Linked DNA regions of Mus musculus: region 2 is linked to region 1. Evidence: chromatin loops called from intact Hi-C (ENCODE). Cell type or tissue: heart. All regions are shown on one strand. Each heading gives the region's core, and the rest is flanking DNA. Links, peaks and the distances in the headings are about the cores only. Region 1 holds the start of Gm10190 (predicted gene 10190). Region 2 holds the start of Sos1 (SOS Ras/Rac guanine nucleotide exchange factor 1).

Region 1 (16,618 bases), core at 3,209-11,208:
TGTGTATATGTATTTATATATACATGTATATATACATATACACATGTATATATATGTGTATATACACACTATCAAGCATGTATATAACCCTATCTACATATAAAATAAGCATGAATAAAATATATATATTCATATATAACTTTCTCTCCTTATAGATTTTTGAAAGATATGGTAGGTGGCTATTTGTCTTGCATTCTTTTTGTTTCAATTCCTTAGAAAAAGAGTGCTGAATTTTGAACTCTCTTTAGTGTTACACTGAGAACATAAGCAGACCAGAAGTTGAAAACCCAAATGTTCCCGGGACCAGACAGTGGCACATATGATACACGGAGTTGAGTGTGAAACAGTTTGGACTGACTGGAACTGGCTGAAGCAGGCTATGTTTGTTTAGATGCAAAAGATAGCTACTCAGATATTTCCAGTTATTATTTAGGGAAGACAGGCTGGAATAAGTGCCATTTAGAATTTTGTGTAAAGGTTCTTATTTTTAAACATTGTGTGAGGCAATTAGAGCTATTCAATTTTTGCCTGCATCTTTATCAACAGCCTGGTTCCAGAGTAAGTTCCATAACAGCCAAGGATACACAGAGAAACTCTGTCTCAAAAAACAATAATAATAATAATAATAATAATAATAATAATAATAATAATAAATGTATTTTTATCATTTAACAATTTAGAAATACTTTAACTTGCATGACTCTCAGTACTTTTTAAAAAAATATTTATTTATTTATTTGTTTGTTTGTTTGTTTGTTATATGTAAGTACACTGTAGCTGTCTTCAGACACTCCAGAAGAGGGCATCAGATCCCTCATCTTAAAACCAAAACTATTTTTTAATTAATTAATTTATTTTATGTGAGTACACTGTAGCTGTCTTCAGACACACCAGAAGAGGGTGTCAGATCTCCCACCATGTGGTTGCTGGGAATTGAACTCAGGACCTCTGGAAGAGCGTCAGTGCTCTTAACTGCTGAGCCAGCTCTCCAGTCCCCACTATTTTTATAGATATAGTCTCATGGATCACTGGCTGTCCTTGAACTTGCGATTACTTGAAGATTACCTTGAACTCCTGGTTCTCTTGATCTTCCTCTCAAGTGCTAAGATTATATATGTGACTTATCATGTACATCTAAATTTGGAAGAAACAACAAAGGAAAAAACTCTTTAAAAGATGAATAAGGGTCTGGAGAGATGGTACAACGACTAGGAGCACTTGCTCTTGCAGAGATTGGAGTTTGCTGATAACCAGCATGGTGGCTCACACCATGCGTAACTCCAGTTACAGGATATCTGATACCTTTTGACCTTTGAGGACACCAGACACTTACATGGGCCACATGTGTGCATTTAGACACTCAACACACATAAAATAAAAATAAGTCTTTATTTAAAAAAAAGATGAATAAATCATCTAAAAGCAAATAAAGAGCATAGTTAATAAACTGTCAAATTATTCTCTGAATTCTTCTCCATTTTTATGTTCATGGCACTGTAAAAAAATGTCGTCATTCCCGTTTCCAGGTTCTCACCATGCATTTTTGTTTGTTTTAAAGAATAATTTCTTGGATTATTATGTCGCCTACCTGAGGGATTTACCCGAATGCATCTCATTGGTTCATGTTGTGGTACTGAAGGAGGTAAGTTAACTCTATGCATATGCTGACCTTGGCTTATACACCATCTATGTCATGTTGCTGATCCATCCACCAGGACAGCATGCGCCCTGTGGGCTTGTCTTCCAGGCTGAGGAGCCTTGAGTATGTTCCTGATGCCCTCTGCTAGGCTGAAGGAGTTCATTCAGGGATCCGTGCCATTGCTGTGGTCTGCAGTGCTTTAATGATCCACTACACTAAACTACAGACAAAGCCAACAGGAGTCCCAGAGTTCTCCAGCATGCAGCTTAGGTGCTGTATGTGTTGTTTTCAGGCTCAGAATCCAAATCATCCTTTGTCGAGCTAGAAGACTGCAAAGTGCCTCTATCCTGTCCCATTTCAGCATGGCCACTTCAACAGAGTGTTAGGTGGTTGATATGCACGTCTACATGTGCATGGCGTAAATTTAAGCCAGCAAGAAAATAAAGGTCAGATGTCCCCACCCTGGAAGGGCTCTCGTTCACTCTCAGAGCCAATTAGTAGATGACTTGCTAGAAAACCTTAATGCATTAATTTAATTCAAGTACAGCTTGCTGGTTGCCTACTTCTGTCTAGCATTCCATGTAGAAGGGTTGGGGAAGAAGGGAGAGTTTTGAAACTTGGATCAATTATGTATGTATGTATGTATGTACGTATGCATGTATATAATGTTCTCTACTGGGAAACTGTTGTCCCTTTGAGTGTGTCCCTGAGCATGTGGCCTCTCCAGTGAGAGATCCAAACCTCGTGAACCTGTCTGGTGGGCATTTGCTCTCTGGCGGGCGGAATCTCTGATGTTCTATCTGCAGAGCTGACGGGACTTTGAAGAGTGACTGCTTGTTTCTCTTATGCAGGGTGATGAAGAGATTAAGTCGGATATCTACACTCTGTTTTTCCACATAGTACAGCGTATCCCCGAATATCTGATACATCTGCAGGTGAGCCTGATTGGACAAGCCAACAGTCTACACACTGAACTAGTTTTTTTGGCTCCCAATAATATATATTGTAAAAGTGCAAGGACTCATTGATAATTTCTAAGAAGTATTCACATGACTTAGGTTGTCATGGTTACAGCACGCCCACCACACTATGGAGAACCAGCTAAAAAGTCTATTCTTGAAATTTTTGTTTTATGGTACTTGTCTTTGACGTTCCATCTTCCATCCAACTTACCAGCAATCTCCACTTTTGGGGGTCTAGAATCTTTTATAAACACTCTTGATAGCATCTAAGTACCTAATTCACTCTCCTGCTCTTCAGTTCTACCACCATCTGAATGTCACCTCTGGCCGCTTAATTTCTGTTTACGTGCCCACTCAACTACTATCCTGATGGCTTCAGCTTGGCTTGGGTCCAGGGTTCCCTCATACAGTGCTCATACTTTATGTCTCAGTAGAGCCACGAGGAGCAGATGAACAAATTCTCAATGTAACTTTCTATGGAACGTGTAGACCTGTTAGAAGACGTGGAAGTGAGAGTCTAACGCCTTCTTTCTGGAGGTGTCTCTTCCTCCTGCTACCCAGCTGTGCAGGTTTAAGGGTTGACTGAGCTTAAGTAGCTCGGTGACGAGTCTTAGAAAGGCTGTGATGAACGTCAGCTAGAACAGGCCAGAGTCAGTGTGGAGCTCTCCCCCTGGATAGAGCTTCAGCTCCCAAAATATTTTCTCACAGCAGCTATCTTATGGGTCCTTTCAGCAGTTTCACAGGTGTTATGGTTGCTCCTTGTCATAAGGACACAGAAGACCAAAGAGGTCTCAGTACTGTGTTCACAACAGCACACCTAGTAGGCAAAAACCCTGGTCTGAAGGCCAGGCTTTGCAGACACCAGGCCTGCTACTATCTCGTTCACATTCAATTCTTCTGTCATTTACTAGACCTAAAGGAGATCACTGAGCTCCATGTCTCAGTGTCCTTCCTTATTATATAGAGGTCACTTCTATACCCATCTGGGTTGTGATAAAAACTAAATAAGATAATGAATATAAAAGAGCTTAGCTCCTGTTAATGGCAAGGGGTCAACAGATAAATAATACAGTTTTCACAATCAAAATCAAATTAATATTCCACTGTAGCCTGTAAGATCGTTTATTCCCTTGTGTACTACTATAATGACATGCCTGAGGCTGGGTTGTTTTTTTAAGGGAAGAGGTTTATTTTGGATCACAGTTTTGAAGGCCCCAAAGCATGGTGCTAGCATTGGTTTCTGGTGACCCTCCTCATGGTAAATGCGGTAATAGCAAAGATAATAGTGACTGGTCACACCATATGAAAAAGAAGTAACGGGGCGGTGCCCAGGCTTACTTTCCTGTGACTATTTTTTTTCCTCATCAGAGCCCACTCTATTAAACCAGTATTAATTCCTTCATGAGGATGGTCAGCCCCCAATCACGTTTCACTAGATCCCACCTCTTAAAGGTCCCGTATCTTTAAAAAATCATTGCACTGTAGATTAAGCTTCCATAACCTTTGGGAGATAGACAACATCTAAACCATAGCATCAGCTGATATGGTAGGAGAGGCCACCATCTACCCCACCCATCCCACAGGCTTACTCATGCCTGTCATTCTTACCACTGGTCTGACTCCTGTAAGTGTTGCTTATAGATAGATAATAATTGTTAGAATATATCTGTTATCTCAGACAATGTTGCTTATAGATAGATAATAATTGTTAGAATATGTCTGTTATCTCATACATCTAATTATTGGGTCTAACTTTTCAAGATGGAATTACATTCCGTCACATGCAAGTAAACTAGGACCGAATGACTTCTTTTGATGTGATGGCTGAGCTTCCAGCTGATTGGCTAGATAGTGGAGCATGTGTTGTTTAGATGGAAGGGCTACAGAACTCACAGTAGCTTAAAGCGGGGTTCAGAAGAGGTAAAGCAACTACAGTCTAGTCGTGTAACCCTGCTTCCTTCTTCCTTCCATCCAGAATGTTCTGAAGTTCACAGAGCAGGAGCACCCAGACTATTACCTCCTACTTGTGTGTGTTCAGCGCCTCCGAGTGTTTATCTCTCATTATACCCTGCTGTTTCAATGCAATGAAGATTTGCTTATTCAGAAACGGAAAAAACTCAAAAAGTAAGGTTGTGACGGTGCCATACCTGACAGAGGTGCCTGAGAAGAGGGCACAGGCCATCACTTGTGTTGAGTGCTGGAGTGGAGTGAAGGGAGTTGGAAGGAAAGGGTGGGGATGGGAAGGCAAGGCTAGCCACAGGAGGGACACACCTATGGCCCAGTGGAAATAACTTTACAAGAAAAGCACTTGGACTCCATTGTCCCCTCTTAAGTTGTTTCCTTCACTTCCTAGGTCCAAGATTGCAATGTAATGGTCTGAATATAGTTTCCTGCATTAATGTAACAAACATTTATTGAACACCTGTTGACTGTTAGGTACTGTTCTACCCAGTGAATATACAATGACATAGCCATAAACCTGTCACATGGGACTTAGCTTTAGGGCTGCACAGTGGAGAGTAAGTTAGATGTTAATGAGTGGCAAAGATAAAAGTGTTGGGGTGGATACGCCTGAGTAGATTTCACAGAATATAGAAAAAGAGAGTAGGCGCCATCTGGACCTTGGGGAATAGAAGCAACCTACAGCACAGCTTCCTAATGACCTAGGTTTCCTTAAACATCCCAGCCTATCTGGAGAATATTGTCATTTCTCTAGAGGTTTCCAACTAGAAAGACAGCTATCTCCTAACCCAGTGCTCTCCTGACGGTGTCTCCCAGGCCCACCCTGGATCCTCAATCTCTTTTCAGCCAACTGCCAGCTATTATGTAAGCAATCTGGCTTATAGAGGGCTGGGGACAGCGAGCCCTTCACAGAAAGCTTGATCTGAGAGACAAATCTATTTTTCTTGCATAATCTCTGTATTCACAGAGCCAGTCTTGCACTGTACAACCTGAGACTATTTCGATTCTCTTAGGTCATCTATGGCAAAGCTGTACAAAGGGCTGGCTTCCCAGTGTGCCAATGCTGGCCAAGATGCTTCCCCCAATGCAGGCCAGGAGGCTGTCCACGACAGTGGGGTCCACTCAGAAGAAATGCTCCAACCCTATCCTTCCTCTTCCAGTTCCGCCCCTGCTGTCTCGTGAGTATCTGTTGCTATGGAAACATTAACAGTATTGGCCTTGTAGATGATTTGTATAGGTGAGCAAGCGGTCCTGGATTAGAAATGTGCTCTGCAGACCTCCACCTTCTCCCTTGCCCCATTGTTTCCATATTAACAGCCAAGCAGTTGATCATCAAGACGTTTGACGGATCCCAGAGAAAGACGAGGCAGATTTAGAAAGTGCTAACAGGTGGCTTCTGGGCAGTGGTGCATCCCTTTAATCTCCACACTTGGGAGGCAGAGGTAGGCAGATCTCTGAGTTCAAGGCCAGCCTGGACTACAGAGTGAGTCCCAAGGCAGCCAGAGCTACATAATAGAGTCCTTGTCTCAATTTAAAAAAAAAAGTATTAAGAGGTGGAAAGTAGAAATTCACTTTGAGTATTACTTCAACTCTTTAATTAGTGTGAAGTGTTTATTCTCCTTCAAGTACAACAGGTCGAGGGGGAAAGATGTGCATCACACCCGGGCCAAACTTTGGCTGTTTCTACACTCTTCCAGAGTAAAGAGCACTGATGTAAAGTCACTTTACTTTCTTCACATCTGTAAACTTAAAGCCCTAAGTCCCACTCGAAGATGTCTTGCAATGCCTTAAAATATTGTTAGTATTCACATGTGCATCCATATATAATCCTGACGGAATTAAAATATAAATAAGAATAACCACTTTGGTCAGTGTGCAGTAGCTCATTGATATCTAGTAGGTAAGCAAAAACAAAAATCCTAAGTGATGGGTATTCTTCACTTTTTAAACTGTGTAAAAATTATGTGCTCCCAGACAACAAAACTGCAAAACTGGGCAAATTCAAATAGGTTTTACAACACATTGTTTTGTGGGTCGTTTGAGATGACAGTCAAACTGCTTTACAGCTACAAAACTTTAAAAACCTTTGTTATAGAAATATAAATTTTACACATGAGTTTATCCACTATATCAGCATCCAGAGTTCAACAGTTTATTCAGGAACACAATTGTTTACGTGTGAAGATCTAGGAGTTATATTAAGTTCATTTTCTGGTATTCTATATGACTCTGTCACAGTAAGACAGGGAGATAAATTGAAAAGACATGCCTTGGGAGGCAGAGGTGGTGGCAGGAAGGTTCAGAGCTTCCACCAGGCCCCAGCAATAGTGACAGCCTTTGTCTGCCCGCCATGTGATGTCTCAGTGACTGAGCTTGGAAGCTGAGACTTTCCTGGCTGCTGCTTTTTTTTTTTTTTGTAGTATGTATGTATGTATGTATCTATCGATCTATAAGTACACTGGAAAGAGGGCATCGGATCTCATTACGGATGGTTGTGAGCCACCATGTGGCTGCTGGGATTTGAACTCAGGACCTCTAGAAGAGCAGTCAGTGCTCTTAACCGCTGAGCTATCTCTCCAGTCACTTGAGAAAGCCCTCTAGTCAGTTTGTGGAGCTTTTTAGGTGACCCACGAAGGTGCCTGGGAGATGAGGAGAGAAGCTGGCCTTTGGCCGATTGGTCGACGAGTGCTCAGCACTATTTGATAGTCTCTCTTGTGCCGTTTCCCCTTTAAAGACATCTGATGGCCCCGGCAAAGAAAGGCCAGCAGCAGCAGAGCCTCATGGAGAGCATGCAGCCCGGGAAGCCTGGAGACTGGGAGCTGGAGGGCAGGAAGCACGAGCGGCCCGAGAGCCTGCTGGCGCCGGCTCAGTTCTGCGCGGCCGAGCAGGACGTGAAGGCGCTCGCCGGGCCTCTGCAGGCCATCCCGGAGATGGACTTCGAGCCGTCTTCCGCCGAGCCGCTAGGCAACGTGGAGCGCTCGCTGCGCGGTCCGCCCGAGCTCCTGCCCGACGCGCGCGGCTTCGTGCCCGCCGGCTACGAGGAGTTCGAGTACGGCGGCGAGATCTTCGCGCTGCCCGCGCCCTACGACGAGGAGCCCTTCCAGGCGCCGGCGCTCTTCGACAACTGCTCGCCTGCCTCCTCCGAGTCCAGCCTGGACATCTGCTTCCTGCGGCCCGTCAGCTTCGCCATGGAGGCCGAGAGGCCGGAGCACGCGCTGCAGCCGCTGCCCAAGAGCGCCACGTCGCCGGCGAGCAGCAGCGGCGCCTACAAGCTGGAGGCCGCGCAGGCGCAGGCGCACGGCAAGGCCAAGCCTCTGAGCCGCTCGCTCAAGGAGTTCCCGCGCACGCCGCCCGCCGAGGGCGTGGCCCCGCGCCTCTACAGCACGCGAAGCAGCAGCGGCGGCCGCGCGCCGCTCAAGGTCGAGCGCGCTCCCGCCCCGCACGGCCCCGCCGCCGCCGCTGCCGCCTCCCGCGGGGCGCCGCGGACCTTCTTCCCCCAACAGAGGTCCCAAAGCGAAAAACAGACCTATTTGGAAGTAAGGAGGGTAAAGTAAAACCCAGCCGTCGCCCGCCTCGGCGCCCCGGGCCTAGATCTCAGGGCCAGCCCCGGTTCCCTCGGCGGGGAGGGGGCGGGCAGAGGCGGAGCCAGCACACGCGTGGTTACAGGCTGTGGCCCTGGTGGCCTTCGAAGGCGAGTGGGCAGGGTGGCTACCACGCCGAGAACACGAAGGCAGAGAGGGCGAGCTGGGACCCAGACGCACACAAAGAGCATGAATCAAGGAGTGAACGAATTGTACCTTCCTACGGGCTGCAGGCCTGCCCGGTGCACTTCCTGGCTTAAATGTACAAGACCGGAGCGAGCACCGGTGTGCCAGCCACTCCCAGTATCTAGGGAGGACGCAGGTTGCCCTGTCCCAGTGTAGACTTCGAAGTTTGTTGCAAAGCGAATTCATTTTCCCTTGCTTTCTTAGGAAAGGCTGCCTTGATTCAAACACGCCTTTAGCTTCAGTGAATGTTGAAGCATTTTGGTATCTGACGTTGGTGTCTTCAAGCCTTGGGATATTTAAATGTATGTTCCAATACTAACCATGAAGAGGCAGGTTCATGGGCAGACACACAAGTTTTCAATGTGACAGAAACAAGTGACTAAGCATATTGACAAGATAGCACTCAGCTATCCCACCACCCTTTCGTGCCACTCATCATCAAGAGAGTGGGTTAGATTGACGGTTACAGACACATTTAATTTCCAGCAAACACAGTGTTTGCGTACCAGGCCCTCTGTGCTGTTTGCCAGAGCTTCAGAAGTCAACAGTGCAGAATGTCCCACAAGACTTAGCACACAGAATTACGCCGTTCTGGGGGCCTACAGGATGGATAGCTCAAACCCTCTTGGGTTGATGAGGCTACAGAATGCCCTCTAAGTACACCGAATATCTCAATTAGATTTTAAAAAGTGTGTAGAAGCTATTGGGGGCAGGGTGAAAAGCAAGGTATGGAAGCTTTAAAGAAAGGACACTTGGGCATAGCACAACTGGGAATGCTTTTTCTTTAGCCTGATGAAAGGTGGAAAGAAGGGAGTGGATCATGGCAAGCCTGGAGTTTACTGCCCACCTGAGTTCTAGGAGTTAAACCAGCAGAGGGAACGAACACCCAGTATTGTGGTCTAGTGAAGCCGCTGACAGTCTTCAGGATTGAGATTTTTTTTTTTTTTTTTGACTCTGGTTTCTTATCTCCAAACTGTAAAAATTCTATCGGGCAAAATTTCTGAGACAAATCCATCTTAGATAATCTTGAAAGTTCATTAAGAGGGAAGTAGAAGGGAATTAAAAATGCCTGTTCACCGGGGATAGGCAGAGGCATACACCAAAATCTTTCAAGTAGTGTACTCAGCTATAAAGAATGCTTTTTATTTTACATGTTCATAAAATATGTGAGTTTTTTGCCCTAGCTCATGTGAAATTTTTGAGAATTGTAACAATTACCAGGAGAAAAACACAGAAATAACAAATATTGTATCTGAGAAGCAAACAATAAATATATTTGTGGCTATTTGCTGGACATACCTCTAATCAATAACAATATTCCAGCACTCCCTAACATGGGAAGACACAGGTCAGATGAAGAAGAGACTCCAAGGAAGAATCATGCAGAGTTTAGGGGAGAAGGAGCTGTGTGTAGCACATACGTGTTTGTGCATGTGTGTGTAGCACATACATGTTTGTGCGTGTGTATGTAACACAAGCATGTTTGAGTGCATCTGTGTTTAAGGTGGGGATATGGTTGGAGCTTCAGCTGCAAACGATAAGTCTGTAAAACTGTATCCTGAGCAAAGCCATCTACCTCCTTCAAATCCACTCTACACGCCCCACCTGTGGCCAGAAAAGCCTCATGAAGCCAGTTTTTAGTGTCTTTATTGAGAGTCAAGAGAGAAGAGAGTATGTTTTCCTGCAAGGGGCATCTGATTGGGCATCTGATTGGGCTCCTTTCTAGCCCAGGCTCTGCTGTCAAACAGCTCCTGCTTTTAGAGGATTTGAATGGCATCTCTGTGCTTGCAGTTTTCTTATCTATGCAGATAAGATACTTAGGGGGCTAGGGAGATGGCTCAGTGTTGAAGAGCACTGGTCCAGAGGACCCAGGTTCAATTCCTAGCACCCACATGGAAGCTCCCAACTTTCTATAACTTCAGTTCCAGGGAATCTGACATGCCTTTTAGGTCTCCTCCAGCATTAGACGTGCATGTGGCACCAAACACGCATGGCAGAAATGCGCATAACAAGTTTATATAAAAAATAAGACAGAGGTGCTAACCAGAAGACCTGACTTTGTGTCCCACCAAGGACAGGAGAGAGCCAACTCCTCAAAGATTGTCTCTGACTTCCTCAAAGCCTGAATTCATTATACACATTCCGTCAAAAACCAGTAAAATTGGGGCTAGTGATGGCTCACAGATGAAGGCACTTGCCACCCTGCTTGAGAAAATGCCATTTGACCCCCCCCCCCCCAGAACGTACATGTGGAAGGAGAACTGAATCTTGCAAGTTGTCCTCTGATCTCCACATGTGCCCTGGCATGTGTGAACCCATCCCTTCATCCCAAATAATGCATTTGTGATAAAACTTTTAGAAAGTATAGATCATATCTACCTCACAGGGTTATGAATATCCAGCCAAGTAAGATAGTTTGAGAGCATATTTTTTAAAGTATGAAGTGCTATACTGATGAACGATACCAAGACCAAGTTCACAGACAGATTTTCCTTAAACCATTCATGGTTTTCCTGAATGAAGGATTTGGTGTTGAGTTAAAGATCACTTTAATGGAGGTCCAGAGTTGATAGGAGGCAAAATCAAGCCCAAGCATTCTCCGAAGCCCTCTCCAAAATTCTGAGTCTGGGATGTCCTGTCTCCAGCAGGTGTTCTGGCCAGCAGAATAGCTTTGCCTTACTTCCTTTAGAGACCTCCCATAATGTGGTCCTGGAGGCAGTAGTGGATGCATGAATCTAATATTTTATAATTTTATAAACCCAGAATCTGTACCACTGAATCAGAAACAGCTGTTTAGGAGCCATAGGCATTTGATAGAGACAGGAAGTGGATTGGGCAGAAGCCAGTCTGAAGCTCCTGGCTTTCGTATCTAAGTATGCATAACAATTATGTATACACCAGAGACGCCTGCTCTAGAGACTCGAGAATGGGGCTTAAGAGTCCATAGGTAAAAGCAAGTGTAGAGGGTCCTAGGGTGCCAGGAGTGTACTTGGAGAAACACTACACTAAACCACTAGGATGCTGGTCTCCATGGTTTAGTTAGGAATCTTAGTGGCATCTCACAGACTTTCTAGGTTGGCTGCTACAACCCCAGGTAGAAGTCTCAAAGTCAGATCTAGATGTTTCCTAGAAAACCTGTCTACCCATGCTTTGCTCCTCACAAGGACTCAGCCACCCAGCTGGACTGGCAGGGCACTGGTGATGTATTTTCCATCTTGACTTAGGCTGTCTTAGTAGGGTTTTACTGTTGTGAACAGACACCATGACCAAGGCAACTCTTATAAGGACAACATTTAATTAGAGCTGGCTTACAGGTTCAGAGGTTCAGTCCATTATCAGCAAGGCAGGAACATGGCAGCATCCAGGCAGGCATGGTGCAGTACATCTTCATCTGAAGGCTGCTAGCAGAACACTGGCTTCCAGGCAGCTAAGATGAGGGTCTTATACTACACCCACAGTGACACACCTACTCCAACAGGTCCACACCTTCTAATAGTGCCACTCCCTGGGCTGAGCATATACAAATCTTCACATTCCACTCCCTGGCCCCCATAGGATTGTTCAAATGTATGAGTCCATGGGGGCCATACCTAAAAATTGCATAATGCAAAATACATTTAGTCCAACTTCCAAAGTCCCCAAAACTATAGCAGTCTCAACAATATTAAAAGTCCAAAGTCTCTTCTGACATTCATCCAATCACTTAACTGTAATCCCCAAAGCAAGACAGGAAACCAGATGGGCAAACTTCAAATTCTGCATCTCCATGTGTGATTTCAAGGCAGTCTTCAGATCTCCAACTCCTTTTTCATCTTTGTTGACTACAACAAACTTCTTTCTCCTGGGCTGGTTCCACTCCCCGTTAGCAGCTTTCCTCAGCAGATAGGCTCTGGCACCTTGAACATCTTAGGGCCTCCAAGGCAACTTCAATGTTAGAGCTGTTTGTTTCACATGATCTTCTGGGCTCCTCCAAAGGGATGGTATCACTTTTCCAGCTCTGCCCTCTGTAGCACTCTAAGCTCAGGTTGATCCACTCCACTGCCACTGCTGTTCTTGGTGATCATCCCATGGTACTGGCATCTCCAATACACTGGAGTGTTACACTCCTACTAGGCTTTACCAATAGCCTCTCATAGGCTCTCTTCATGGTGCCAAAAGCCTCAACTCCTTTGCATGACCCCTTCAGTCCTGGGCCATCAACTAAAACCGAAGCTGCACCTTCACCAATGGCTGTCCATGGCCTCTACGGTGCCAAGCCTCAACTTCTCTTCATGACCCCTTCATGCCTTCAAAACCAGTACCACCTGGGTGACTCTTACATATTAACAAGTACAGCTGTTGCATGAGGTACAAACTTGGCTATCTCTGGAACACAGCTTCTTTGTGCTCTCAGAAAACACTTCCCACAAGATTTCACCTTAGTGATGTTGGTCTCTTCTTAATCAACACTAATTTCTTAGCTCCAGCTAACCAGCATCAATTGTCCCAGTAGTCCCTTCTATTTTGGACTCTAAAGCCAGAGCCACATGGCCAAAGCTGCCAAGTTCTGCTGCTTGCTGGAGCTGGAACATGGCCCTGTGTTGTATTACATTATCACCAGCTTTCTGTTTCCAACTCCTTCACTGCCTAAGTTTGGCTGACCTGGAACTTGCTCTGTAGCTGACTCTAAACTCAGAGATTTATGTGCATGTCTCCTAAGCACTGGGATTAAAGGTGTGGTCTACCAAGCCTAGATTTAACTTTTTCTTCACCTAGAACTTTCTCTGTTCTAGGCTGGCCTTGAACTCAGAGATTTGCTTGTCTTTTCCTCCTGGGATTAAAGGCGTGTACTACCATGCCTGGACCTAAATTTAGCTGAGCGGGATCTTGCCCAGATTACCACTCCCTTAATTCAATTTAATATCCTCGAACACAGACAGGATTCAGATCCTTAATACTATATATTATATATTTTTCTTTTCTAAGTGTGCTATGCTTGTTCAAAATACTCTTCATGACAAAGTCTCTGCTGGGCTTTTTTGAAATTTTCTTTGTCAGTGTAATTTTACCTTAGCCTCAGGTAGATTCTTCAGATAAGGACAAAAAGCACATTCTTCACCTGTATACCACAAAAATAGTCTGTACATCACGTTCTGAAATTCTTCTCCTCTGAAACCTCTTGGGCCAGGTCTGCACAGTTCAAATCACTCACAGCAACAAAGTCTTCCATATTCCTACTAGGATGGCCCATTTAAGCCCCATTTAAAGCATTGCAGTGCTTTCCGAATCCAAAATCCCCAAATTCACATTCTTCCAAACAAAAGCCTGGTCAGGCCTATCATAGCAATACCCCATTCCTGGTACCAACTTCTGTCTTAGTTAGGGTTTTACTGCTGTGAACAGACACCATGACCAAGGCAACTCTTTTTTTTAAAGATTTATTTATTATTATTATATCTAAGTACACCGTAGCTGTCTTCAGATGCACCAGAAGAGGGCATCAGATCTCATTACAGGTGGATGTGAGCCACCATGTGGTTGCTGGGATTTGAACTCAGGACCTTCGGAAGAGCAGTCGGTTCTCTTAACCACTGAGCCATCTCTCCAGCCCCAAGGCAACTCTTATAAGGACAACATTTAATTAGAACTGGCTTACAGGTTCAGAGGTTCAGTCCATTATCATCAAGGCAGGAGCATGGCAGCATCCAGGCAGGCATGGTGCAGGAGGAGCTGAGAGTTCTGCATCTTCACCTGAAGGCTGCTTGCAGAATACTGGCTTCCAGGCAGCTAGGGTGAGGATCTTAAAGCCCACACTCACAGTGACACACCTACTCCAACAGGTCCACACCTTCTAACAGTGCCACTCCCTAGGCTGAGCATATACAAATTATAATATTGGGCTACTCAAAATTAAGCAGTTGTTTTTAGAATCACAGTCACCTCAACATAAATATTCTGTTCATGTAGGATATAAATTTTTGTACATACCTAACACATCCGTATATGTGCACATGATAATACATCTCACATTTGAAAATAAACAAGTGTACAAAAAGGTATCTTTATTTTTAATTGTACTTTAAATAGAGATTGAACTATATAAGTAGCTTGAAAGCAAATTCATAATTTAGATACATGAGTTGGTATTTCTCAACAGTTCTGACCTCTAACCCCATAAAATACAGAATTACTAATACAACTTTAAAATTATGGTTACATAGTTGCACATCCTGATTGATCTCTGTTTCCCTCAAAAGTGAAACAACAACAATAACAAAACCCCTTCATATTAAGTTTTCTTATTTTGTAGGAAGAGGAACATATCCACCAATGCCAGGAGTCAAGGGTAGGTTTATTCAGCAAGACACAGTTGATATCAGAGCAAAGTTCATTTTCTATATTTATGGGAGCTATAGAGGTGGCTCAGTGGTTAAGAGCACTAGCTGCTCAGGAGGCAGAGGCAGTCGGATTTCTGAGTTCAAGGCCAGCCTGGTCTACAGAGTGAGTTCCAGGACAGCCAGGGCTACACAGAGAAACCCTGTCTCGAAAAACCAAAAAAAAAAAAAAAAAAGCACTAGCTGCTCTTCCAAAGGACCAGGGATCAATTCTTAGTATCTACATGGTGGCTCACAGCTATCTGTGACTCCATTTCTGGGAGATCCAGTGGTACATAGACATAGAAACAGGTGAAATACCCATACACATTTAAAAAGGGAGAAAAGAAAGGAAAAGAAAAGAAAAAAAAAGAAAAGAAGAACATTCATTTTATTCTGTGTGCCATGGCAAGCATGTTAAGGTCAGAAAATGTACTGGTTAATCCTTTATCAGCTTAATAGAAACTAGAGTTATCTGGGAAGAAAAACTTAAACTGAGGACATGGCTGCATTTGGTGGCTGTAGCCAGGCCTGGAGGGGCATTTTCCTGATTGCTAATGGATAGAGGAGGACCCAGTCCCAGGACCAGGGTGTGTGTGGGGGGAGCAGAGGGTGCTGTCCCCGCAGGTGATGTAGGTCAATCTAGGCAAACCTAGAGGAGCAGAGCGGAGCGTCTCTCCATGGTTCTGCCCTGAGTTCCAGCCCTGCCTCCCCTCAGGGCTTGACTGTGACCTGGAAGTGCAACTTTTCCCAAGTGGCTTTTGGGCCACGGCCTTTATTTGTCACAGCAATAGAAAGCAAAGGAGAACAGAGGGCAGCTTGTGGGGCCAGCTCTCTCCTGTCACAGGTAGTCTTGGGAGTAGGAGAGGCAGGTGGCAAAGCTGAAGGACCATCCCACAGCCAGGGCAGATTTTTATGGAAAAGAGTAAAAAAACACTCCTTTTTTTTGTGTGTTTTCAGGAGATGCACCTAGAGGATGCCACTCGATTCTGTCCAAAGGAAGAAAGAGAGAGTGAACAGACTTCTTTCAGCGATCAAAATCCCAGGCAAGACCAGAAAGGGGGCTTTCGCAGCTCATTCCGCAAGCTCTTTAAAAAGAAGTGAGTAGCCCTTAGATAAAACAGTGTTGTAACTCATTTCCCTCTGACAGAAACTTGAGGTTTTAACAGTCGTGATTACTAAGTAGCCCGTCATACACAACTGTTTTAAATCTAGTGTTTGTATTCAATTTCTGAACAGAAGCAAACTCAGCTCCCCTGCCACTTCTTAAAATCCTTCCTCCTCATTTTTAATGATGCTTTGAGAGGAGTGAACAGAGGGCCTACCCTGGCAAATGGGTTGAGAGGGGCATGATCCTCCCTGGGTGGGCATCTTCCACCTGTGGCAAGTGTTCTGCAGACACTGAGGCCCTTCTGCCCTCGTGGGCCTCATTATCCATGTTCTTAGAGATGGGTGTTGATAACTCTGTAAGGCTTTCCAGGATGAATGGGTTTTGCCCAGGTCCTATTGAAGACTTTCAGAGTGTCCATTTAGATAGGAAACAAAAGACGTTCCTTCCTTATTCTTTCTAAGTCTTACTGTTGCATGAAGCATTATTACTGCAGACATTTTGGCTAGTGTCATGTTGCAGATTGGGAGGTAGGGCCAGGCCCCAGTAAGGGAGATGTGACCCCCAAGTGATGCAGCAGTCCAACCTTTGCCTGCCTAGGTGGCTGCTGTCTCCACTATCACTGGTCCTCCCCTCAGGGAGATCTGCTCGCTATTTACTTCCTCTTAGTAGACATCATTTTAAGTCAGTTTTAAACCTCAAGTTTACTTTTTAAATATTACAAAAACTAAATGAAGGTGTTACTGTTGCCTTTTGGAAACTTACTGGGAAATCACTTTCTCCTTGAAGGTAGAGTTACTGGTTGATTTAGATACTGGTCTTGATAG
Region 2 (16,360 bases), core at 4,091-12,090, 100 kb after region 1:
CGTAACTAATACAGTATCTAAAAATAACTTCTTGAAATGTTTGTCAGGCAGTGATTCATACCTTTAATCCTACTAGCACTTGGGAAGCAGAGGTGGATCTCTATGAGTTCAAGGCCAGCCTGGTCTATACACAGTTCTAAGATAGCAGGGCTACATAGAGAAAACACTGTCTTAAAAAAAAAAAAAGAAAAAAAAAAAGAAATCAAATTCATGAAAAGATTTATATAAAAAACAATAAAGAATGATATTGTTAACATATAAATCAAAGAATTCAAGAAGAAATTTAAAATAAAGTTTTATATGAAATCATTCTGAAAATAAGAACAGCAATAACAGCTGAGCAAATTTGAACATACAAAATCAAATGACTGTCAAGTCAATGAACAGTACTGGGAACCAACCACAGAACACACTGTGTACATACAACAAGAAAATGGTCAGTGAAGCAACTGAAGTATAATCTACTTTAAAAGAGACAAAACTGGGAAGCTAACATATAAACAAACAAATTCAAAAACTAAAAATTGTTAAACATGAGACTGGTTATTCGTTCCTGTAATTCCCCCACTCAGTGGATGAAGGCAAGAGGCATGTGCTATATAATGTAGTTAGGGACAGCTTAAAGAGTCTGGAGAAATGGCTCAGCAATTAAAAGCACATACTGCTCTTGCAGAGGATCCAAGCTCAATTCCTAGCACCCACACGATGACGATGACTCTCAGTCAAGGTGATCTGGCATCCTCTTCTGACATCAGTGAACAACAGACATGTAGAAGGTGTATGAACATATGTGCAGGCAAGACACCCACACGTGTAAAGCAGTAATGATGATGATAATAATTTCTAAATGTTATTTCAGTTGAAAATGATAGCTCATGCGTGTAATCCCAACACTCAGGAAGCTAAGGCAGGAGGATTTTCAAGAGTTCCAGGCCACTCTGGACTACATAGAAAGTTCAAGGCCAGCCTGAGTTATATAATGAGACCTTGTTTCAAAAACAAAAAAATAAATGACTTTGTATTTCATTATTCTTTAAACAAACTCCTAAGTTGTAGTCACTGTTTGTGATAGACTTCAAACCTTTAAGAAATTAAGGGAGGGCTGAAGAGATGGCTCCTCAGTTAGGAGCTCTTATTTCCCTTCAAAAGGATCCAAGTTCAGTTCCCAGAACTGGAACTCTGCTTCCAGGAGACCTGGTGCCATCTTCTTGACTATGCAGGCAAAATACATAAAAAAGAAAACCAAAACAAAAAACCTTTTTTAAAAATTCAGAATACCAGCCTGATGTGGTAGCACATGTGTATAATCCAAAAATTTGGGAGGTAGAGGCTGAAGGATCAGATGTTCAGGGTAAACCCCGGCTACATTCTGTCTTAATAAACAAACTTCCAAAATCAGAGGCCTGTAGGATGCCTCAGCAAGCAAGGGTACCCGGCAGGTGGAGCTGGGGAACTCACATGACACTGAAGGAAAGTTGTATAATTTAAAGGATACAGCTACAAACCTGGCCTTTGTACTTATACATAAGGAAAAGGTAAACATTTTGCACTGACAGCCTAGAAATAAGCAAATTAGAATGTACTGTCTATGAATAGGAGTACTTAATTGGCAGTAAAGTTAATTAACTATTTAAAAACCTACAAGGTGGACTAGAGGTACAGTAATGTTTAGCTAGCACACACACATGGCCCTCAGTTTTATTCTCTGTCCCATACACCAAACATAATAAAATAAATAAATGCTTAGAAAAACTATGATAGACTAACTGAAATATAAACTAAATTCTATGCAGCTATTATATAAGACAGTGCTGCTGCTTCTTTTTTTTTTTTTTTTTTTTTTTTGGTTTTTCAAGACAGGGTTTCTCTGTGTAGCCCTGGCTGTCCTGGAACTCACTTTGTAGACCAGGCTGGCCTCGAACTCAGAAATCTGCCTGCCTCTGCCTCCCGAGTGCTGGGATTAAAGGCGTGCGCCACCACCGCCCAGCAAGACAGTGCTTCTGAGAAAGAATATTAATCCAATTAGAATTCACGGAATGTGCTTAATCCTCAACCTTTAACACTAATGAAGTCATTCCAATGAGTTTGGTCATAAGTTTTTAAAACGCAAATTCTGTTTTTAATTTCAATCTTAAGCGATGAGAAACCAAGACAAACTTCAGAATAAGGAGAAAAAAAATAAAAGGCTCATGGGGCTAGAGAGATGGCTCAGCTGTTCAGAGCACCGACTGCTCTTCCGAAGGTCCTGAGTTCAAATCCCAGCAACCACATGGTGGCTCACAACCATCTGTAATGGGATCTGATGCCCTCTTCTGGTGTGTCTGAAGACAGCTACGGTGTACTTACATATAATAAATAAATAAATCTTTGGGCCAGAGGGAGTGGGGCCAGAGCAAGCAGAGGTCCTGAGTTCGATTCCCAGCAACCACATGATGGCTCACAACCATCTGTACAACTACAGTGTACTCATATACATAAAATAAACAAATTTAAGAAAGGAAGGAAGGAAGGAAGGAAGGAAGGAAGGAAGGAAGAAAAGAAAGAAAGAAAGAAAGAAAGAAAGAAAGAAAGAAAGAAAGGTAGGTAAAGTTAATTCACACAAAGGCATGGATAGTGGTTTAATACAGTTTCTCTCTTTTAGTTTCATTTAAGTGAAATCAAACTATGCTTTTTAGTTAGAATTTAATTAGCCAATTGTCTGTCTTTAACTTTTATGGAAGCAATCAGTTCAAATTCTGAAAGAAAATCCATCCTTTCACTTTGATTGGGCTTTACCATATAATCACACTTAACTCCTGAAATGGCCAAGATCTGTTAAACACAGTGGGAAATCATACTCTCTTTAGATATAGACACTGTGTATGTTCAATAATACACACACACACATGTACACTAAATAAAGGTTCTATAACTTTATAAAATCTCTCTGATGGTAACAGGGAATTCTAAATTTTTGAAATGTAAGCAAATATTCAGCACTATATATATTATTTTATTGTAAATCTGCTCCTGAGGCTTTCATGAAAGGGGGTGAACAGAACAGAAAACAACATCTTACCCCTGACTCTTCTGTTTGAGACAGGGGCTCACTATTTGTAGACCAGGCTGGCCTTGATCTCAGAGATCCACCTACACCCACCTAGAGCTAGGATGATTCTCATTCACACACTGCTGGCTGCAAGCTTTCCCTAGGTCTAGAAAGTTAATCTGAAAAGTGATGATCAAAGCACCAGGAAGGCTTCACTCCAGCCTCAGACCACACCTCTCCAGCCTCAGACCACACCTCTCCAGCCTCAGACCACACCTCTCAAGCCTCAGACCACACCTCTCACATCAGCTCTCAGACCACACCTCTCCAGCCTCAGACCACACCTCTCCAGCCTCAGACCACACCTCTCACATCAGCTCTCAGACCACACCTCTCCAGCCTCAGACCACACCTCTCCAGCCTCAGACCACACCTCTCACATCAGCTCTCAGACCACACCTCTCACATCGGCTCTCAGACCACACCTCTCACATCAGCTTCTCTTTAAAGACGGGTCTCGCCCTAGCTGGGACTGGCCTTCAGCTCCAAATCCTACTGCAACTGGCTCTGAGTATTGTTTTTGCATGTGGGTGTGTATTACCACACCCAGCTACATTATTACTTTTTAGAGTCACACATGAGTTCAAGAAAAGCATTTGCATTTGACTTATTTTGTGTGCACACGTTGAGAGGCACATGCATATCCACAGGCAAACAGTTCAGTGGGAGGTACTGGACAGACGTGTAAGGACCCAGAACCCACGTAACGGTGAAACAACAAAAGTGACTTTACTAAGTCATCCTAGACATAAAGCTGTGGTCCTCCCCCGCCCCCCCCCCCGGTAATGCACACACAATAATAAGTAAATACAAATTAAATCTTAATTGTGAAGTAATACATTTGTAAAAGTACATTATGCCGGGCGGTGGTGGCTCACGCCTTTGATCCCAGCACTTGGGAGGCAGAGGCAGGCGGATTTCTGAGTTCAAGGCCAGCCTGGTCTACAAAGTGAGTTCCAGGACAGCCAGGGCTATACAGAGAAACTCTGTCTCAAAAGACCAAACAAACAAACAAACAAACAAAACCCAAAACCATAATTTAACTAAATAAAGACTTTGTTAAATCTTAGAAGACCAGGAGGCATATTTTTAAACACGCATACAAGACGGCCCTGACTTTCCCCTATTGTACAAATAAATGAGGACTCTATGCAGGGCACTTTTACACATGTGAGTAATTTAAGATATGATTCTAAGTCCACTTCTTTAATTTGAAAGATGACAGACATACTTACTCCCTACTCTATAAAATAGGGACAATACCTACATTAAAATGGTAACACAGGGCAGGGTGGCAGATGCCTGTAGCCCAGGACTACAAAGGTGGAGAAGGATCAAGAGTTCAAGGCCATCCTCCACTACTTATTCAATTTGAGGTCAATGTGGGCTATATGAGAGCTTGCCCAAGAAACAAACAAGTTATAAATTTCATAATGAATGCAAACTTGCTATTTAAGTGATAACTGTAAGCTACACATCAACTACACTGAGAACCAAGAATACAGAGAGACCTTGTCTGGAAAAAAATAAAAATGCTTTAAAAGAAATGTAGTGAGGGATCACTTATTTTGTGTAATTATTCCTATAAACCCATGTGTGAATTTCTACTGAAAGATCTCTGACTTCTCTGATAATGTCATTTTAAATTCTGTGGACACATATAAACTGTATCTGAGTGATACTCTGACCAGAAAAAGCAAAAGACAAAAAAGTTTTTCCAGATATTGAAACTTCTGACATTTTTGATAGCTTTAAAAAATTAATTTCATAGGTTTATTTATTTTCATAGACTTATTTATTTTATATCATGTCTATGAGTGCTCTGCTTGCATATGTCTGTGCATCACGTGCATGCTTGGTGTCTGTGGAGGTCAGACAGGGGCATCAGATCCCTGCAACTGGAGTTGAGTGATTGTGAGCTATCATTTGGATACTGAGAACCAAATCTGCGTCCTCTACAAGAGCAACAAATGCTCTTAACCACAGAGCCATCTCTAGCCCTTAACTACACTTTAAAAGGAAAAAGAAAGAAATTTTAAACTGACTGTGTTTTAAGACATAAGATTCAACAAATTTCAGAATAGATTTTTACCCACATTCCTTCTTTCCCTTTATTATCTGGTATGTGTTGTGTGTATGTATGTGCATACATACCCAGGAATGCACATGAAGGTCAGAGGACAACGTGCAGGAGTTGAACTTGAACTTAGATCACCAAGCTTGCTTCTCTGAGCTCTACAAAGTGTGGCAAACGCCTGCATGCACCCGTGCACTCAAGCACATATCATGAATGCATGCATGTATGCTCACACGTAACTGCATACCCACAAACACAAGCCCGTGTAATGCACACACACAGTGTACTTTTTAAAGAGAGTCTCAAAATCATTTTACAGTTTAAAAATCCCTATCTTAGAATAACATATGAGGGCCCAGGGAGATGACTGAACAAGAAAAGGTCCAATGCCAAGACAGACAACCTGTGTTCAAGTCCCTGAAAACTATTTGGTGACACTCTCCAAAACTGACATCAAAGCACACATACTATCATAAAGCATAAATAAGTATTATATAAAATAATGTTTCAAAATAATAACATCATAGTAATTAAGTGTCCATAATTCTAAAATTTTAAATCACTTTTCAGTGAAGCTAGAAGAATGAGTTCATGGCTAGTCTTAGCTATGCATCAGGACAATGCCTCAAAAACTGGGAAGAAAACATTTTCCCACTTTTATTACTTTCTCCCCTGGGTACCTCCAATCCCACTGGAAATTTAACAAGATTAATTTCATGAGGAACTTCACCGGCCATTGTTTCTGTCTACCTCAGTAAGCAGGGTCCAAGGCTGCACTTGGTTAGTTAAGGCAGTGATTATCTAGGCATCCCTGAGCTGTTTTCTTCAGAGTTACCGTCCTATCTGTGGTTTTGCTAACTACATATTTAACTGCACAAACCAGCCTCACACTAGGAAACAGTTTATTTGATCAGCGGAAGCAAATTACATACTATTAAATTCTAATGAAAATTAAGTTTTTATTTTTATTTACTCTAAGATACCTTTTTTTTTTGTAACATTTAAAGTGTTGAAGGGGCCAAATCACCTACTTTACACGGGGAAAACTGTATATGATTTATCCCAATCAGGCAATTCATAGCCAGAGAAGAGCCTGGTTGGCCACAACAATGGCCCTCTCAGATCTGGCTGGAGGCAGGATAACTGACTAAGGGCCCCAGCTGCTGCACTCTGAAATCCACCGCTGTGTTTGTGCAGGGGCCATGCCTGTAACCAGCCCCTCCTAGTCGATCACTGAGCATGGCAAGCAGACGAAGGCAGACTCCGTTTCTCAGAGATGCAGCATTCCTGTGACAGTCAACTTTCACTCAAAGACTCCCTACACCCTGGCAAATTTTCCTTAGCACTGTAAAATCAAAGATAAATTTTTTTGTTTTTGCTTTGCCTGTTGTTCTGTAAGGGCACCAGAGCCCATGGCACTGAAGTTACAAACAGTTGTGAGCTGCCATGTGGATGCCAGTGATCCTTCAGAATTTCTATCTGGCTGGACTAGGTGGCTCCCTTGGAAGGTAGAGCACAAGGATTATGAGCTCAAGGTCAGCCAGTGAATTTCAAGCTAAGTTGGGCTACAGAATTAGACCTCACAAAAACAAAGCAGACACGGTGACATAGGCCCATAATCCCAGAACTGGGGACATGAAGGTAGGAGGATCAGGAGTTCAAAGTCAGCCTCAGCCACACAGTAAGGCCGAGCCCAATGTGGGCTGCTTGACACCATGGATAGATGTGTGGATATTTAAAACTTTACTTGTCATAAAACACTACTACTAGAAAGTAAATCTGCAAATCAAAGACTAGAAGAAATGATGTGTACCCAGCACGGTAGTACACACTTAAGATGCAGACACTCAAGGAAGTTGAACCATTATGACCCTGAGTTACATGAGGCCTTAAATAAATAAATAAATAAATAAATAGATAGATAGATAGATAAATATCATAAAAATACCTTATCAAAAGGACAGTTATCCAGAATATGTAAGGCATCTTACAATTCAATACTAAAAAGAAAAAAATAATTCAATGTTTTATGGGAAAGAAGAGTTGAGCAGACACTGTCCAAAGGAATAAACAAGAATGACTAATAAGAACATAAAAGCAGAAGGTACCAACAAGGTGACTAGGGGGGCAGAATGTATCTGCTGCCGCTGCCAAACCTCATCACCTCAAATGGATCCTGAAGACCCATACAGTGAAAGGAGAGTATCAATGCCTGTAAGCTGTTCTCTGTCTGTCTGTCTGTCTGCCCCCTCTCATTCATTCTCTCTCTCTCTCTCTCTCTCTCTCACTCACACACACACACACACACACACACACACAGTGCAAAAAAGAATATAAAAAAGTGATCAATGTAATTATCTACCATGGGATACAAGACACAGTTAAAATAAGATAGCACTTCAAACCACTAAAGTTAAAGACTAGTAACATCACACACTGGCAAGGAGCCACCATCTATCACTGTGAGAGACTTTTAAATGGTTTGGCCATCTTGGGGAAAGGTCTAGCAGTTTCTCATAAACAGATCTCTATCCTGCAAGCAATGTCTCGGTACTAGTGTACAAGCAATAAAAGCTGTCTCTAAGCAGACTCCTGTAAGAACCATGGGGGCTGAGTGTGCACACCTGTAACCCAACATCCAGGAGACAAACACAGGAGCACCAGGAGGTCAAGGCAAGCCTGGTTACATGAGACACCATCTCAACAAGACCATTTGAGCCTGTGGCTCACCTGCCACCACGCCAGTTTGATTTGAGAGATCCACATGGCAGAAGGAAAGAACAGATTCCTGTAAGTTGTCTTCTGACCTCCACGTCTGTGCATGCATGTGCATACATGCACAAACACATAGATGCAATTTTTAAAGAACATTTATGGCAGCTTTAATAATAGCTCCGAATTGAAAGCATCAGCTATCCATCCACTAGATAAACTGTGACATAGTTCACATGGTGGGAAAAAAAGGACGGAATTCTTAAAGCATACTCTCAAATGCCTCACTAAAAATATACACTACAGCAGAAGATGGCCTAGTTGGCCATCACTGGGAAGAGAGGCCCCTTGGTCTTGCAAACTTTATATGCCCCAATACAGGGGAACACCAGGGCCAAGAAGTGGGAGTGGGTGGGTGGGGAGCAGAGTGGGGGGAGGGTATAGGGGACTTTCGGGATAGCATTTGAAATGTAAATGAAGAAAATATCTAATAAAAAATTGAAAAAAAGAAAACAATAAAAAAATATATATACACTACTTGATTCATTTACATGATATTCCAGAACAGACAAGAGTAACCGATGTGAGGTGCTGAAATGTTGCAGCAGTGGCGGCTACCTCTGGGAAGAGGGGCACGAAGGGAACCTCAAGAGCCATGGGAGTGGTCCATCCTTTAATAGAGGCTTTGACAGTAAACATTCATTAAGCACTCCAAGTAACGTCTGTATGTTCCACTGCATAGGAACTTCCTACTAAAACAAAAGGAACTGTTTTTAAAAAGCTATTGATTTCTAGTTACTGATGTGGGGTGAAGGATTTAGGAATAAAGTGTGCTTATACCTGCAACTACAAAATTCATCAGGATATCACATAAGTGCCAGGTGTGGTAGTGGACCCCTAAGTCCCAGCACTTGGAAGGCAGAGGTGGGCAAAGGACAGCCAGAGCTGGCTTAGAGTTACAGGTGGGTGGATGGGTGAATGAATGGATAGATACCCTGTCTTTAAAAAAAAAAATTAGATAAGCTGGACAGAGCAGCTCATACCTGTTAGCTCATCACTGGAGGGGGAGGGGCAGAGACAGGACCATTGCCACAAGTCTGAGACCAGCCTGGGCTTCACAGTGTTTTCAGGCTACACTGGGAGAGACTGTCTCAAAACACAACAACAGATTAACGGGAGGGAAAGTGGATAGGTGTGATAAAGCAAACACAGTGAGACAGTAGCAGATTCTAAGCTGATGGCTACATTGGTCTTCACTGAGAACAACTAGTCAACACTAAGCCGCATATATCTAAGTTGTATGATTTGACACCACCTAGCACTATAGCATACTCAAGATAAGTAGACATAGACGTCTCCTTTTGGTTTGCTGTTCTTTCGCTGTGTAGCTAAGAAAGACCTTCGCTCCTGGTCTTCTTGCGCTTCCTTCTCATCTGTGTGATTGCAGGCCTGTGTCAGCATAACCATCTAGACGTCTGTTTTTATAATAACCAATCATCTGTATCAGTTTGCATTTCCTACAGGTTTATGAGAGTGAAGCCTATAGAACATGCTGGTTTTAGTTTGGTTTGTTGGTTATTTAGCGGGTTGGCCACACTGCATGGGCATCAGTAACCTACATTCCCATGTATTCCACTATACGGCTGCACCACAGTTCATTCACTCATTTCCTTGTCGATTACGGATAGTATACATTTCGATTGCTGTGTGGAGCTGAATAGACCTGCCACGGTATTCATACATATGGTTCTTTTGTCAATAATGGGAACTAAACCCAGGATCTTATACACACTAGGTGTGTGCTCTAATCTACTACTGCCTGTACCATCAAACCTGACTCATACATAAGTTTTTCTATAGATACACTTCATCTACTCTACTTCATACTTCAAAATCTGCTGCATTGGGTATCAAAGCTGGGCTGCCAACTGGAGAACAAGGCCTAGACGATCCAAAAGGCCTTTAAGATCAACATGTTCCGCCGGGCATGATGGCGCACACCTTTAATCCTAGCACTTGGGAGGCAGAGGCAGGTGGACTTCTGAGTTCGAGGCCAGCCTGGTCTACAAAGTGAGTTCCAGGACAGCCAGGGCTACACAGAGAAACCCTGTATCGAAAAACCAAAAAAAAAAAAAAAAGATCAACATGTTCCAAATCATTTCATTATGTTACCTGTCTCTCCATCCCAAAGTTCAGTGACTAGCTGCAAGCAAACTTGACTTCCTTAACATTCCTACAGTCACATAGTGAAATGCTAGGTCCCAACGGGTCTGCCTTTTCAACACCACTCACACAGCATCCATCTTAATCCAAATGTGTATTTCCTCTTAGACAGCCTTCTTGCTTCTCTCCCTTACCTTAGGCCTTATTCTTCCTCTTCGTTGGCCAAAGTGAGGCTTCTAAACCTCAAGCCAGGTGTTACTCCCTACTTAAAACACCTCACTGGCCAGGTGTGCTAGCTAGCCCATACTTATAACCCTAGCACTAGGGTAGATGAGCCAGGACAGCTAAGCTACAAGTTCAAGATTAGTCTGAGCTGTAGAATGAGACTGTCTAAAAACAAAGAGCCCTCCCCAATGGAGAAGCTAGAGAAAGCACCCAAGGAGCTGAAGGGGTCTGCAACCCTATAGGAGGAACAACAATATGAACTAACCAGTACCCCTGGAGCTCGTGTCTCTAGCTGCATATGTAGCAGAAGATGGCCTATTCAGCCATCACTGGGAAGAGAGGCCCCTTGGTATTGCAAACTTTATATGCCCCAGTACAGGGGAAAGCCAGGGCCAAGAAGCGGGAGTGGGTGGGTAGGGGAGCAGGGCAGAGGGAGGGTATAGGGAACTTTCGGGATAGCATTTGAAATGAATATAAAGAAAATATCTAATAAAAAAAAAAAAAACAAAAAAAACAAAAACAAAATCCCTGGCTTAAAAACAAGTCCTCTCTCCAGACATATCCACTACCACCTTCCCTCGACTTAGTCTTCTTAATATATGTCATTTATCCTTAGTGCCAAAGGCCATACCTGTTCTGAAACAAGAATCAAGTATTTGTGGGATGTGATAGATGCAGTAGGAAAGACACTGTGGGGCCTAATAAATACATTCAGGAAAAGGAGCAGTGCTCTCCAGAAAGATCTAGGTAGGAAATCAAACAGGAAGGCCAAGGTAAAGCCGTCTTATAAATTCCATGCTTAAAAAACTTAACTTTAGGGCTGCTGAGATGGCTCAGCGGGTAAGAGCACTAACTGCTCTTCCAAAGGTCCTGAGTTCAATTCCCAGCAACCACATGGTGGCTCACAACCATCTGTAATGGGATCCGATGCCCTCTTCTGGTGTTTCCTAGATCAGCTACAGTGTACTTGTCATATACATAAAATAAATAAAAATCTTAAAAAAACAAACAAACAAACCCTAACTTTAACTTAAAGGACATCAACAATTTTGAACAAATGTATAACATGTTCGAAAGTACTTTATAACTTCTGAAATATGTAAAGGCAGGTGGGTTGGGGGTAAGGAACTCAACTGAGAGGTTACCACAGTAACCTCGGAAACTCCAAGCAGTTAGCAGAGCAGAGTCCAAGAGCATGTTAGAGGTTGATAAGCAGAAGGTTTGGCCTGAAGGCAGGCAGCAGTACGGAAAGGAGTCCTAGGCTTCAGTTTTGAGCCAATTAAATAAAAGTTTAAAGCCGTTAATCAAGAAGTTAAAAACTGGTGGTGGGGGTCAGTTTTGAGTATCCCCTTACAGAATTGGCAACATTTCCAAATAACTTTAACTACTGGCAAACTAAATGAAGCATACAAAGGGTAGAAATTCAAAACGCCAAACCAAAAGGAGGGAGATGTGAAGATTTACTAAGTTACAATGTTGCTTTAGAAGCTTTAAAAAAATGTAGCAAGATTTCTAAATAATTTACTTTAAAGTCTGACAAACTCAAGGTAACCTACAAAGACACTTGTTCATCGCCTTTAATCCCAGCACTTGGGAGGCAGAGGCAGGCAGATTTATGAGTTCGAGGCCAGCCTGGTCTACAAAGTGAACTCCAGGACAGCCAAGGCTATAAAGAGAAACCCTGTCTCGAAAAACCAAAACCAAAAGAACAAAAACAAACAAACAAACAAACAAACAAAACAACCAAAATGAGTGCTAACAGGTGTAAGGCCTAGCACCTGTGTACAACAAGTCCAATAGGGTAGCTAATGTGAATATGGACAAGTAAATTAGGACTTAAAATTCACTGTTGAGTTAGGATGGGCCACTAGGTTGAGAAAAATCTCTGGGGTTGAATAGTATTAGACCAGAGAAAATGCACAGGCTATCCAAAAAGCCTCAGGTATGAAAACACACAGTCGGGCACTACGCAAGTAGTTTAAAGTCTGAAGAGCTCAAGATAAGGAGACACCCACACAGAATGTCCAAGGACACAAAATGTCCAAGGACACATCTACACACATACCATAATTCAAGTTTTCAGCTACAAGAGCATATTCAGGCCGGGTGTGGTGGCGCACGCCTTTAATCCCAGCACTCGGGAGGCAGAGGCAGGTGGATTTCTGAGTTGGAGGCCAGCCTGGTGTACAAAGTGAGTTCCAGGACAGCCAGAGCTATACAGAGAAACCCTGTCTCGGGAAAAAAAAAAAAAAACAAAAGAGCATATTCAGAATATGAGAAATATATCCAACCTTGTCTTGGGTGTCTTAAGAGCATTGCAGGTGGAAATGTAAATGAGGGAAAGAACCTCACACATTAGGGAGACTCTGTAAACTCCCTCTTCATATCACTTCTACAGGGAGGTCTCTGCTTCAAATGGAAAACCAACCAACCATGAAGCGATAGAACACAAGCAACACTGATGAACTGGAGACAAAACCCTTTCCAAAGAAAGCAGTCACTCAAAACTCTAGCAGTTGATGGTGAAAATGTATGGCCAGTCCATCTATAATTCAAAACAAACAAACCTCAGAGTTTATGTGATAGTTCTCATTTTAAGAAACTGGTGACTGCCGGGAGGTTGGTGGCGCACGCCTTTAATCCCAGCACTTGGGAGGCAGAGGCAGGCGTATTTCAGAGTTCGAGGCCAGCCTGGCCTACAGAGTGAGTTCCAGGACAGCCAGGGCTATGCAGAGAAACCCTGTCTCGAAAAAAAGAAACTGGTGACTAATTACATACATTGAAAAACAAAACAAAATCCACAATGCCAGCCACACAAAATAGATTTCAGCAAGGACCACCCAAGTGGCAAGTTAGAGTAGTCTGCCAACTTCTACAATGCTCTGTCTACCATTCTAAAGGAGCCTCGAGTGTTATTTTGGAGGTTTCCTTAGAATAGGAGCTATTGCTTTTAAGCCATATACCTCAAACTGGTTCTATGAGAGCTTTTGTACATATAAATCAATTTTTTGTCTTCATCCTGTCCTGTCAAAATACCAAACTTCTAGCATCATGAGGCATTCTTCTCCAATTCTCCAAGCTAAGCAGGCAATTGTGCAGGTAAAGCCAATGTAGAAATGGACTGAAGTCTCATGGAGTCATTAAGGATGCACAACAAGGTGGTCTCTTTGATTTTCTTAGAAAACATACAGAGGTTTGTAAGTAGGGAGACACTTGAGGATAAAGCGCAGGAACCTAAGTCTGAAAGATAAAAGCAAAGTCTTCCAACAAAGCCAACAGTTTCCACATAACATACCAAGAGGGGAAGGGGAGAACAGGGCAGACGAGAAACTGAAAGGTACTGGCCTCTGGGAGTATGAAATACCTTTCAAGACTTTCTGGTAAAATAGAAAGGCTCTGCATAATGGCACAGTAAACGCCAGGTACTCAGTAGTAACAAAACTGCATTTTAGCAAAGATAGCACGAAAATCATCTGAGCAACAAGAAATGGGAGATTAAATTGTAAAACAATTTCTACAGGTAAGGCAAATGAAAACAAAAACCAATCTGGTTGTTTTAAAATCCATTCAAGCACACCTGTTTCAGATGTCTTAGTACAGTATTTACTATGTCACTAAGTGTTGCTGTAGAAGCTGTTAAAATGTAGCAACATTCACGAATAACTTTAACCACTGGCAAACAAAAATCCAAAATGCCTAACCAAAGGACAGACAGTTGCTTTAGAAGCTTTTAAAATGTAGCAACATTTCCAAATAAAAAGATGCAAAACACCAAACCAAATGACGTTCAAAGATTCTCAGACACTTCAAAAGAACCAATCTGAATACAGTGGCATGTGCATCACCGCTGTAATGGGGGAGGGGGTCAAGAAAACGGGGAGTTATGACTGAGGACGAGCACAGCCGAGCAGGCCATGTTCTTGCTGGCAGGCAACCTCGCAATTACTTAGGCAAGCACTGTGGCCAAGGCACTTTCGAGCCAGTGAGAGTACCGGACTCCTAAAACGAGAGGTTGACCGCAGTTCGGAAGATCGAGAAGGTAGGCAATGGCCTTCGTTGACCTCCACGGAAAACCGAGGCTCCTCCAACCCCCGCCTCCGCGCTTGGATGATCCAGACCAACCCTCCCCGACTGTGTGCGGCCTTCCCACGCACCCCGGGCGAGTGTCAACAGCTGGAGCAGCGGACGCGGGGAACCTCGCAGCCCGAGCAGACCTCCCCGAGATCCGAGACCGGGAAGAAAGACGACAGTGGCGCCCCGCCTCCCCACCCTCGCCCAGCCCCGCGCGGACTGCGGCCGGGAAGCGGGTTCCGCGCCCCTACCTTTTTCAGCGCAGGCACCAGCAGCCCCCGCCACTTGGGCGCGTTCTCCTCGCTGAAAAACTCGTAAGGCAGCTGCTGCGCCTGCATGGTGCCCGCGGGGCGCCTCGGGGCGGGCGGAGGGGCGGCGGCTCGCGGCGCGGAGAAGGGCCACAGCCCGTGCACGGCCCGGCCCCCTCGGGGCGCCGCGCGGCCCGGCTAGCGCTGGCGAGGAGTCTGGGGGGCGAGGCCCGCGGCCGGACACCCACCCGACACGCGCGCCGCTCGCCGAGAGCCAACGCAACCCGGCGGCGGCGGCGGCGGCATCCCGCACCACCGCCCCGGGGCAGGCCCCCCGCTCCGCCCCGGGCCGCCCTCCGCCGGGGCTGCGCTCCCCGGCACGGCCTGGCCCGCCGAGAGACGGCGCGTGGATGGACGCTCCGGCCGGTGGCGCCCGCTCGCCAGCGGGGAACTCAAGCGAGAGGCCCAGAACGGGACGAAGCGGGAGCAGGGGTCGGTGGGGAACGGGGAGGGCCCGAGGTCGCTGCCGGGGAATCCGGCCGCTTGGCCGTCGCCGCCGCTGCTGCTACCGCTGCCGCTGCCGCCGCCGGTGTAGCGCCGGAGCTTCCTACTAGCAAACTGAACCTGCTCGCAACTGAGCATGCGCCGCTGGCCCGGGCCGGTTCGCTCCGGGTTTTCCGGCTGCCCGCGGATGAGGAGGGGTGCGCGCCAGAGGCTGGGGAGGGCACTCGCAGAGGCGGGGCTGAAGGACCCTGAAGGCGAACCCGCGACCCGAGAACCTGGGTGTGGGGGCCTGCGAGCAGGCGAAGCGCCCCTTTTGTGTGGTCCCACAGCCCGGGAGCCCATCCAGCTCTAGGAGATCCTAGGCCCTGTGTTTCAGAAAAGGGGTGTGTGTACTTTGTTCCCAGCACGAAGATAAGGAGTGCCCCGAGCATGCACTGTATACTAAACAGATTGCACAAAAGATAGATCCCTCTCACAAAAACAAAACAAAACAAAACAAAAAAAAAAAAAAAACAAAAGGCCCGACTGCTCAGTGTTTGTCTAGTGGGAGGAGAGATTGCCTGTTTCCATCTGCCTTTCCATGCCATGAGGACGTAACGCATACGTGTAGTATTTATTGATCATGTGTCTATTCAAACCCACAAGCTTTTATTTATGGATTTAGTCCATCCTGCTTGGGATCTTTCATAGCTTCAACTGGATAATTAGCTTCTGGAAGGGAGGGATTTCCCCCCAGCCCTCACCTCGCCTTGGTACAGGACCCAGGATAGAGATATGAAAATCACAGAATGCTATAAAAGCAGTATCTATGAATTGTCCGTCCATCCTAAGGATGGACTTGCTTCCTGTAGTGGCACTGTGCAACGCTGTGGCACATGTGCTCTATCATTGAACGCTTTCTTAGTAAAACGTCTTAGTTTTCAGTTTTCATTTCATAGATGAGAAGACAGTTGGAAGAACCATGCTGTTTTGTAGTACAATAAACAAGATCTCACAGATGAAAAATGTTTGAAACCACCATCTTTTAGACTACCTCTTAGGATCTGAATGAAATCTACAAGCCTTTCCTTTTATAATACATGTACAGATTTGCATCTTAAAAAAAAAGAAGTCCCCCTCATTTTGAACGTGTTCAGTAATAGTTTGAAGTCCATCCATTAACCATCAGAGTAGTAAGACAACAGCAGACCTGCTGGTGGGAGGGCTCAGCCAGGAAAGAGCAGGTGCAGCCAAGACTGGGAACCCAAGTTCTGTCTTAGATACCCAAACGCT

What was found. Hi-C counts contacts between places; a loop is a spot of excess contacts. Peaks named below come from ENCODE experiments on the same cell type or tissue, not always from the same donor. Only the 100,000 strongest peaks of a DNase experiment are listed, where the experiment ranks them.
Region 2: a loop joins it to region 1, with 2.1 times the contacts of the local background. A loop is called at or near these places in 5 of 42 quality-filtered maps.

What each region holds. Positions count from the first base shown.
Region 1 is chr17:80,365,695-80,382,312 of GRCm38, forward strand. It overlaps Arhgef33 (Rho guanine nucleotide exchange factor (GEF) 33), which reads left to right. Exons shown (of 18, transcript NM_001145452.1): 11 at 1,559-1,642; 12 at 2,491-2,574; 13 at 4,577-4,725; 14 at 5,577-5,741; 15 at 7,298-8,099; 16 at 15,644-15,783. It overlaps Gm10190 (predicted gene 10190), which reads right to left and starts at 7,848. Exons shown (of 1, transcript NR_028385.1): 1 at 6,163-7,848. In heart, for the core only: a CTCF peak has its summit at 7,777; DNase peaks (open chromatin) are centred at 7,347 and 7,897; H3K4me3 peaks cover 1,402 bases; H3K27ac peaks cover 1,377 bases; H3K27me3 peaks cover 234 bases.
Region 2 is chr17:80,465,250-80,481,609 of GRCm38, forward strand. Sos1 (SOS Ras/Rac guanine nucleotide exchange factor 1) reads right to left here and starts at 15,204. Exons shown (of 22, transcript NM_009231.2): 1 at 14,588-15,204. The coding sequence starts at 14,674. In heart, for the core only: no CTCF peak of the experiment used is centred there; no DNase peak of the experiment used is centred there.